Linked DNA regions of Homo sapiens: region 1 is linked to region 2. Evidence: chromatin loops called from intact Hi-C (ENCODE). Cell type or tissue: MCF 10A. All regions are shown on one strand. Each heading gives the region's core, and the rest is flanking DNA. Links, peaks and the distances in the headings are about the cores only. Region 1 has its middle 11 kb from the start of NDP-AS1. Region 2 has its middle 94 kb from the start of MAOA.

What was found. A loop is a pair of places that touch in the nucleus more often than their neighbours do. Peaks named below come from ENCODE experiments on the same cell type or tissue, not always from the same donor. Only the 100,000 strongest peaks of a DNase experiment are listed, where the experiment ranks them.
Region 1: a loop joins it to region 2, with 9 times the contacts of the local background. A loop is called at or near these places in 3 of 110 quality-filtered maps.

Annotation. Positions count from the first base shown.
Region 1 is chrX:43,936,061-43,941,443 of GRCh38, forward strand. No RefSeq gene overlaps it. Among named protein-coding and RNA genes, the nearest start is that of NDP-AS1, 11 kb to the right of the region's middle. In MCF 10A, for the core only: a CTCF peak has its summit at 3,353; a DNase peak (open chromatin) is centred at 4,941.
Region 2 is chrX:43,747,747-43,753,129 of GRCh38, forward strand. No RefSeq gene overlaps it. Among named protein-coding and RNA genes, the nearest start is that of MAOA, 94 kb to the left of the region's middle. In MCF 10A, for the core only: a CTCF peak has its summit at 2,845 (motif pointing left); a DNase peak (open chromatin) is centred at 2,805.

The DNA.
Region 1 (5,383 bases), core at 321-5,320, 190 kb after region 2:
AGCTGGAGACATCACACTGCCTGACTTTGAACTATACTACAAGGCTACAGTAACTAAAATAGCATTACTCTGGTACAAAAACAGACACATAGATCAGTGGAACAGGTTAGAGAACCCGGAAATGAAGTCACACACCTACAACCATCTGATCTTCGACAAAGCTGACAATAACAAGCAATGGAAAAAGGACTCCTTAGTTAATAAATGGTGCTGGGATAATTGGCTAGACTTATGCCTGGTGAAACCCTGTCTCTACTAAAAATACAAAATTTAGCCAGTTGTGGTGGGGCACCCCTGTGGTCCCAGCTACTCAGGAGGCTGAGGCAGTAGAATTGCTCGAACTTGGGAGGAGGAGGAGGAGGTTGCAGTGAGCTGAGATCCCACCACTGCACTTCAGCCTGGGTGACAGAGTGAGAGTCTGTCTCAAAAAACAAAAAACAGAGAGAGTCTCGCTCTGTCACCTCCTCTTCCCAAGTTTGAGCGATTCTACTGCCACAGGCATGTGCCACCACAACTGGCTAAATTTTGTAATTTTAGTAGAGACAGGGTTTCACCATGTTGGCCAGGCTGGTCTCCAACTCCTGACCTCAGGTGATCCACTTGCCTCGGCCTCCCAGAGTGATTTTTGTATATGGTGTAAGGAAGGGGTTTAGTTTCAATCTTCCACATAAGTCTAGCCAGTTATCCGAGCACTATTTATTAAATAGGGAGTCCTTGGCAAGGCAAGTCAGACCCTGCCTGCTTTCCCATGTCATATTTATGCTCCTCCATCCCCTGCCCAGCTTCTCACTTCCCAGTCTGTGTGGCTGCCAGCTGGATGCCAGCTCCTCCACCTCCCTTATGTGTTTGGCACCATCCAAACCCTCTTCTTCACCTGGCTCTCTTTTGCTCGTCCTTCAAGTCTCAGCCTGAATGTCTCTTCTTTGGAAACCCCATGTTCCAACTAAATTCGTCCCCTTTCCCTGAAAAAAAACTCTCACAGCATCCTATAGTTTTCAGGTTGAATCCACACTGAAATTCTGATCCATATACTTACTGCCTTTGGGCACTGCTAGACTCTCGGTTGCAGCTTTTAGGGCAGGAACAACCTCACCTGAGTGGTAATTTACCGTTCAACCAGGTCATTGATGGGAGTTTTCTGAAACAGCAAGCAAGTCTCTTGTGATTTTCTGAAATTCAGGAGGAAGACCACAAGTCACATCGCAGACCCCCAGGACTAATTTCCAATGACTGACATTCAAGCCAAAAGAATACAATCCCTCTCCACCTCATATGACCACACCTCTCAACGCAGTGCCCTCTCCACCCAGCTCTGTATCAGGGTGCAACTCTTTGGCCAAATTTCTTCATCTATGCAAGATTTCTGAAGATTAGCAGGACTGTAATGTTTTAAACAAATGGAACCAGAGCAATTGGATAAAATTTAAAAAAAGAACTTCGACCTCTACACCATTGACAAAAATTTATTCAGAATAGATCATAAACCTGAATATAAAGCCTGGAGCTATAAGATTCCAGAAGAAGACATAGGAGGACATCTTCATAACTTTGGATCAGACAAAATTTCCTACACAGGACACAAAAAGTCCTAACCATAAAGGTTTTGGTTATTTATTCAAAAAGGTCATTTACTCTGCCACACACGTCAAGCTGGTGTCTCCTATATGATATATTTGCTGTGCTGATACTTAAAATTTGATTTGTGATATAGCCTCTTTCAGTTTTGAAAATCCTAAATCTTAAACAGTTCATATTTATTAACATCACCAGTAATGTATCCTAGTGGATCCTGGATCAGAGGGAAAAATATTGTTACAAGTTCATCAATGAGACAATTGCTGAAATTTTAGTATCATTTTACCCTGGTTATGTAAGAGAATGTCCTTGTTCTTAGGAAATGCAAGATGAAATATCGAGGAATAAAGGGATATTATAATGCTGTTTACTGTCAAATAGTAACATATATATAACATACATGTATTATATATATAGTGGGAATATGTGCTTGCATATACATATATTTATATATAAATAATGCTGTTTACTGTCAAATAGTAACACACATATATAAAACAAGGGGATATTATAATGCTGCTTACTGTCAAATAGTAATTATATATATATATAGAGAGAGAGAGAGACAAAGGAAGAAAATACTGCAAAATATTAACAATTGAGGAACCTAGGTGAACAGCATATGGGTGTCCTTTTACATTTTTGCAACTCTTCTGTAAGTCAGATTTTTTTTAATTTTTAAAAACTGAAAAATTCCATTGGAATTGAATTGAAATCTATCTCCTCAAGATTTCCATCCCTTTGAATCTAATTCCACCCCGACATGAACTTTCTGGAAAAAATATTTTTTTCCACTATAATAGAAATCCAGACATTATAATAATGGCACCATGATCCTCCCAAACCTTTTTCTTGTTCAGTGTTCTGGATGGGAACTTCACCTCCATCCTGACTTTTGCCCCCTTCTTGCTCCTGAGTCGTTCTTCTAATCAGAGTGGAGATACATATACATGCAAGCACACATTCCCATAAGCACCATGTATCTATATTAGGTGTGACATCTGACTTTGGAAACCTATGTCAGCTCCCACATGTGCAGAGCCATCCATGTGAATGGACAAGAAGTTATTTTCCTTCCTGCAGAGAAAACGTCATCAATGTCCAGGGCTTCTCAATGCATAAGAAAAATTGGATAGCAAAGCATTGTCTCTTTTGGCAGGACTCTGAGACTGATGGAGTCTCAGGAACTCACAACGTGTGGAAAAGAAAAAGAAAGAAGACATAAAAGCCTGTTGTAGAAATGTTGCTATAGTGTGATGTGCTCTTCCCCATCCCTCTTTTCAGAGCAAGAAAAAAATGAATGATGCTAGAATTTTACCAGTTCTTTCTTAATTGAATGAATGAGGCTTTCCTGAAGAAAATTGTTCCACAAAATGAATGGCTCCAACGCACAATCCAGCAACATAATCAGACATTATGAACCAAGATTGCCACAAGCTCCAGTCAATACACAAAGACACAAGATAAATCTGAATCCAGAGGATGTATATTCGTGTTTAAAGTATTGACTGATGGCATGGATTGCATGAGACCTGCCCAGAATAACTTGGTACATTTAGCATCACCAAAACTTTGCTGTGGCAACCAATGCCCCAGAAATTTATTCTTGTCAAGATGCCTCCAAATCTGTGAATGGGTTTCCCTGACTGGGCACAGGATGTTTGAAATATAGCTAGACTCTTGAGGTCTCATCCACCTCTTTGATTTCAAGTTTAAAAGAGTACTTGCAGATTTTGTGTTATAGTAGACCATTAGCACCATCTAAAGGCTTCATACCAAATGTCTTGACTGTCAATGTGCATGTTGCTCAAAATGCTTTTTGCTCTGATGATATAATTATTTGGGAGACTGATACTCTGAAAACTTTTGCCTACCTGGAATGACACAGTAGGCCCCTACTGTATACTATGTGTCTGTGACTTAGGTTGTATTCCTGGAGAAGTGCATGTTGTCTGTAGCGCTTGCCTGTTTGAAAGAGGTAAAAGCGTAGTCCATGTGTATCAGAAGCTGTGTTGGCCTAAATTCACTCTGAAATTGAGCCTTATCTAAACTTGGCCATGAGTGCAGGAGTCAGGGGGGCAGGGTTGGGAAGAAGAATGGGGCAGACATCCAATAATAACCATTAGCTTGGGCCTGAGCGATTGAGGCTCCAGTCCTGCATTACTGTGTCCTAGGTTTGTGACTTTAACCTCTTTGAGCCTTTCATTTCTAAAGCAAGGCCATTATCTCTAGGGGCCCCACCAATTCTGCCATCAGTGTGGCCCTGGGTTTTGGGAAGATTATATAGATGGCCCGGTCCCTTACCTCTCTTTCATATCATTGCGGGGAGCAAAATAAAATGACCCAGGCAAGTCTTTGTTATACAATTCTTAAGCTCAGCCAACTTTCACTGAAATTATTTGGACTCAAGGCCAAGAGAAGTCTGACTTAAAATTTCCTCGGGAAGTTTTAATTTTATAGGGGCCCCGGTGTTTCGTTGGAGTCCCCAGAGTCCCTGGAAGCTCATGTGCTCCCAAAGACGTTTTAGAAATACACGCTGGTTTTATAAAAGACTTGGGTGGCATGTGGTTTTTAGAAGAAATTTACCTTTGATCCTGACCAGGTACTTTGATGTAGTCATCCAATGGGAAAGTGCCTTGTATAAGGGTCAAACCCAGGTAGGTGTGAGGAGGGAGGGTGGATGAAACAACAAGGAATCTTAAGCTTAGTAGACACAGAGATCTGTGGTCGAAGTTTACCCCTGTCCTTTACTGGCTGTGAGACTTGGGGAAAATCATACAACTTCTCTAGGCTTTGGTTTCCTTGTCTGTAAGATGTGGTTAACTAAAAAGATTTTAGGCTCAGCGGTGATTCAGGCCTGTAATCCTAGCACTTTGGGAGGTTGAGGCAGGAGGATCACTTGAGGCCAGGAGTTCAAGACCAGGCCGGGCAACATAGCGAGACTTTGTCTCTACAAAATTTAAAAAATAGCTGGGCATGGTGGTGTAGGCCTGTAGTCCCAGCTACTTGGGTGGTTGGGGAAGGAGGACCTCTTGAGCCCAGGAGTTTGAGGCCGCAGTGAGCTATGATTGCAACGTTGCATTCCAGCATGGGAAACAGAGTGAGACTGTCTACACATAAATAAATAAATCTTTAAAAAATTGTTGAGAAGATTAAATTAGTGTATCTATCCTGTCTAGCACCATCCTTGATACAAAGTAAAGATTCTATGAGGGATGTCATTGACTTCTTATCTTAAAAGCAGACACTCCTGTTTAAGGCAACACACTGCACAAAGAAAGGCTGAAGGCTCTCGCTTATGAAAACAGGCCCCAGCAATAGATTGCGAGTCTAGATTCAACAAACTCTTGCCAGTTTCCTCTGACTCACAGCCTGGGGCCTTGCCTTTGTCTTTCAAAATGTCCTCTCTGCCCACTGTTTCTGAGTATCTGCCATGGCTCTGCATTTCCCCTGCATGATCCTGCTTCTCTGCTTTCAGCACAGGTGGCTTTTGCTATCAGGGTATTTGAAGTTTTCCTTTGATGGCCCTGCAACTAAGCAACTTAATTATGGATGAGCACTCTGACTAAATGCTTGTATCTCTCTTTCTTTTTTAGTCAAATACCCCTGGCATATATCCAGGGCTTCAATGCACAAAAGCAAAGGGAAAGCTGACCCACCCACCACTGAACAACCCCCAATCCCTTCCCATCCATCTGCTGCTTGGAGCCTTTGTTAGAAGGGAAGAGGGAGGAAGAGTGAGCTAGGAGGAAATGAAAAGGAAAAATGAGACACATTTCCATAAAATATGGAATTTAATATTTTAAAT
Region 2 (5,383 bases), core at 319-5,318:
AGGTAAGGGAACTTCCTTTAGAGGGTTGTATTTCTGCACTATTCTTTACATGGAAGAAAAAAAAATCAGAATTGGAAGGAACCCTGGAAATAATTCAATCTCTGTCTCAATGAATGAGCCCCATCTACAGAAAACTAACAGAAAGATCAAAGGGAAAAATAAGCATTTCTAAAGAGGAGTCCTAAATTCAATGTCTTCAGGAGTTGGGCAGCTAAAAACGAACAGCAGCAGACATAAGACATTTGGGAATACTGAGGACTGGCTGACCTAGGAAGTATGTGCCCTTCTAAAGAGCATTTATATTCAAATTCCTTGAAAAGATTGCTGATCAATTAAAACACATTTGGGGTGGGTGCAGTGGCTCACACCTCTAATCCCAGCACTTTGGGAGGCCGAGGCAGGTGGATTATTTGAGGTAAGGAGTTCAAGACCAGCCTGACCAACATGGTGAAATCCTGTCTCTACTAAAAATACAAAAATTAGCCCAGCGTGGTGGTGCATGCCTGTAATCCCAACTACTTGGGAGGCTGAGACAGGAGAATCACTTGAACCTGGGAGGCAGAGGTTGCAGTGAGCCGAGATCGCGCCATTGCACTCCAGCCTGGATGACAAGAGCAAAACTCTGTCTCAAAAAATAAAAGGCCGGGCACGGTGGCTCACGCCTGTAATCCCAGCACTTTGGGAGGCCAAGGCGGGCGGATCACGAGGTCAAGAGATCGAGACCATCCTGGCCAACATGGTGAAACCCCGTCTCTACTAAAAATACAAAAATTAGCTGGGCGTGGTGGCAAGTGCCTGTAGTCCCAGCTATTCAGGAAGCTGAGGCAGGAGAATCGCTTGAACTAGGGAGGCGGAGGTTGCAGTGAGCCAAGATCGTGCCACTGCACTCCAGCCCTGGTGACGGAGTGAGACTCTGTCTCAAAAAAAATAAAAAAATAAAAATAAATAAAATAAATAAAAATAAAATAAAATAAAAAATAAAACACATTTGAAGGCTTGGTTCACATGTCCAAGTTGTCTTCAAGTCCTTGATAAAGAAGTGCAAGGTTTGGTTTTGCATCACTTAAATGATGTATTTTCCATCACTTACAAGTTCTTTTTGGATGTCTGATTTTCTGAGAAATAAGCACAAAGATCAGCAACCACTTTGTAAAACTACCTGGAGTGAGTAGGAGAGGCCTGGGTTGGAATGGCAAAAAAGAAAAACAAAGACAGAAAAAAGTCTTCTTAGACCAGAAATCTCCCTTAAGAAATTACCCTTCCCCAGCCCAGCATACCGTGGCAGTGTTTATCTCCTGCTATGTGAATGTCACGATTGACGAGAGCAGTGTCAGACTTTATTGGAAAAACCACATATTTGCAGTGAGATAGAAATCACCGCTCTTCTATTAACATTTATTCTGTGCTATGATATAATTTCAGCAAACAGGACATCAACATTGAGTGTATTAATTTTTTCAAACTATACTCCTTGCTTTACACTGAGGTGGTGGTAAATGTGCAAGGCATGCCCCTTAGCCTAAGGAAGCTGACTGAGACATTAGAGGAAGAGGATGAAAACAAAGGAAGGTACTAGGTAATAGTAACAGTTCTCTTTCCTCTATCAGAGCCCAGGGCTTGGCTCTCTTCCTTGATCAAGGCCATTCTTTTCAGAGTTTGAAGGCAAAAGCAGGTCTCAAAGTGACAGTAGATGTGAACTGGTTGTCTCAGCCTGGAGCCAAGTTTCTGAAAAGCAGCTTTGGAAGCCTCATGTGAAAAAGCTGGCTTGAGGAAACTTGCCATTCATTCAAGGTGGGCTGTGGGCCCTTCAAGTAAGACCTCCCCTTAATGCACGTGTGATCCATCAAAGGCTACTATTTATTTACACTCCAAACAGTAACACCTCAATGGGAACCAGGTTTTCCTATTAATGGGCCTCATATATTTTCCACAAACCACCGAGGTCTATGGGTGAAATAGAGTGGAGGAAAGAGGTGTGGGTGTGTGCTGGGGGATGGGGAGGTAGGGACAGGGAAAGAGACGAAGATTGGCGGGGGTGGGGTGCTTAAAGGTCCACAGAGTAGTGCAGTAATGAGAATCTTGATGGATTGATATAGGGCACCCCTGCACCTTGTGTCATTTACTTTTTACATGCCCCTAGATAAGTACTGTGGCTTGAAGTACCTGTCTTACAGAATTGATGGGAAAACAGAGATAATGCAGGTAACGGCTTAATGCAGCAAGCACTCAGTAGGCATCAGCTCTTCTCCATCAACCTTTTAGAATAGCAGAAAGGAAGCACTGCTTAAGTTTTGCGAGCAGTTATTACCTTGAATTTCTTACAATCATTCAACACCTACTTATTGAGCACCTACTATGTGGTAGGTAGGCACCATGCTGTGATTCAGCAGTGTACAAGACACAGCCCACCTCATGGAGCACACAGTTGATTGTAGATACTGTGGAACACATTAATTGTGGCTCTGGTCAGTGCTATTACAGAAAAGCATGAGGTGCTAGGAATGCAGGGGAAGCACGATTTAAGAGGAAGTTACCAGAATCCTCAGGCCTCCATAAGCATCACTGTGTGGCAAGAGACTAAGGACACCACATAGTGAGACAGGAAGTAAAAAATAGAAATGGCATGACTAAATGGTAAAGAAAACCACATCTGCAACTAATAAGTGCTGACTGTTAAGTCCTATTTGTCCCATTGACCGTAGTTCACCCCATCAGTCTTTTACTGTTCCCCTGTCTGCCCAGCCCTTCTCTGCACTTGGAGCTCTTTAACGACTGTGATTGACTATCTTCCAGCACCTGTGCTAGGGGGCGGCCCCAATTTGTTTTAAAAGAGTGCCATCTTCTGGCCAATTAGTGTTGTTTCCTTCTAGTGGAAATCCTAAAGTATTCAAGACAGCCTCGCTCTTGGGGAAACTAAGAAGCGTCACCTCCACCCAGAATTTCCTCCAACACATTTGCCTGCACTCTCTTACTTTGTTTTCAGTTGTGACATGGATCAATATTGATATCTAATATTTGCAGCCTTTCCTCTGCCCTAATCTCTCAGGAAGGTTTTTTGTTAGAACTTCTTGGTTTTTCAGCCTCTGTTGTGTGCATCTGGGTAATGGGTGAAAAGAACATCGATGGGAGATGAGACAGGTGGAATTGCTTTCACCTTAGAAAGGGCAGGGAAGTAATCTGGGGAAAGCAGGAGAAGGGAGCTGGGGAGAGGAGAAAGTTTCAGAAAGGCAACTTGGGGCTGTGGAGGAGTGCAGCTGGACAGAAGAAGGGGTTTTCTCTTTCGATTTTATTTTAAGTTCTGGGATACATGTGCAGAACATGAAGGTTTGTTGCATAGATATACATGTGCCATGGTGGTTTGCTGCACCTATCAACCCGTCATCTAGGTCTTAAGCCCTGCATGCATTAGGTATTTGTCCTAATGCTCTCCGTCCTCTTGCCCCCTCAGGCCCTGGTGTGTGATGTTCCTCTCCCTGTGTCCATGTGTTCTCATTGTTCAACTCCCACTTATGAGTGAGAACATGCAGTGTTTGGTTTTCTGTTCCTGCGTTAGTTTGCTGAGAATGATGGGAGAAGAAGGGGCTTTCAAAAGCTGTTTTGACAACCTAAGGAGATGGAAGGAAAGAAGGAAAGAAGGAAGGAAGGAAGCTTCCTAAGTTTGGCTAGGAGTTTTGTGGTATAGTAAATATTTACATTACTTTTAAGATTTGGGCGTCAAAATTGTGTTTCTTTTAGGCACTGTATAGTGCTTGGACCACCTTAGAGGTCCTCAGAGCACCCTAGATTATTTGGGGCTGTACAAATTCAGAAAACATACACCTAATAGTGGCTGGCATCTGGAATGGTACATAAGTGTCCCGTGGGTTCACTATATGGGATTTCAGTGGAACTAAACCTTGGCAACTCTGTCTTCAGCAAGATCAACATCTAAGCTGGTAAACTGTGTACCCCATGCCAGACATACACTAAATATGTAATACATCTGGCAGTGAATTAGGTTTACATTAAGAAAATGAGCAAAGGAGGTCTGTTTGCCTGGTGTCGTGTATTCATCTGGCTACTATAGACTATTCTATCACATCAACTAGCAAACATGGAAGATGCAGGTATGAGGTCCCTAGATGAGTCCAATGAGGCAGCTGGTATTAGATGGGCCTTATATTTAGACTGTGTAGAGCTGGCTGGAGGATACATCTGAAAGGTAAGTCCACTGAGAGATGGGGCCAGTTCAGACAGGCCAAAGGGAGTGAGGGTAAGTCAGCTTCTCCCTCAAGCAGCCTGACCACCTTTGCTATATCAGCCATTTTAATTTTGTTGGCTGTATTAATGTCCTATTGCCCCTGTAGCAAAATGGCACAAGCTTAGTAGCTTAAAACAACACAAGCTTATTATTTTACAGTTCTGGAAGTCAAAAGTTCAAAATGAGTCTTACAGGGCTAAAATCAAGGTGTTAGCAGGAATGGTTCCTTCTGGAAGCTCCAAGGGAGAACTCATTCCTTGCCTCTTTCTGTTTCCAAAGGCTGCTAGCATTCCTTGGCTTGTGGCTGCATCACTCCAATCTCTTGTTTCCATGGATGCACCATCTCCTCCTCACTTTGAGCCTCCTGCCTCCCTCTTAAGAGAACCTTTGTGAGTACATTGGGCCCATGAGGATTATCTCCCTATTTTATAATCCTTAATCACATCTGCAAAGTCCCTTTGCCATGTAAGGTAACATATTCATTTGCCCCAGAGTTAGGACGTGAACATCTTCAGCCAGGCTATTGTCTAGCCTACCATATGGGCCTCAATATTTTTGAAAACCAAGAGTTAAATGCCACAATTGGTCTGTCCTTAAATCCCTGCTGTTCCAGGCACCTGAATTTGGAGCAGCAAGTAGAACTTTTAATGATTTAAAACCACATGGCTCTGCCCTGCTTCCACCAATGCCTACCCTCTTCCCTATCACACACACACCCCAATATAGCTTCTATCCAGCTTTGTCTTCTACAAAGCCTGAAAAGGCTTGCATCTGGGATCCTGAGAAGCAAATGTATTTGTCTTACATAAGCACGAAACTAGATTCCAAGTTTGTACCTTTAATAAACGACAGAAGAGAAATTTCTATTCTTTAACCCCAATAACTGAATTTCTTTCAGACTCTGCACACAACTGAATACTGGACTTTCACATGAACCTGCTCAGGCATCCCTTTAGATGGCCAAGCCCCAAAGCAAGAGTATCCTACCAGGCACTTGCCAACCATTGACTTCCCAAAAGATCATCAGAAAACATGTCAATCAAGAAAAGCTAAGTTTATCAGACACATTGCATAAGGAAGAACATCGCATTGACAGTCTTACTAGTGTCTCAAAGTGGAAAAATTGGGGGAGGGTTCACAGGG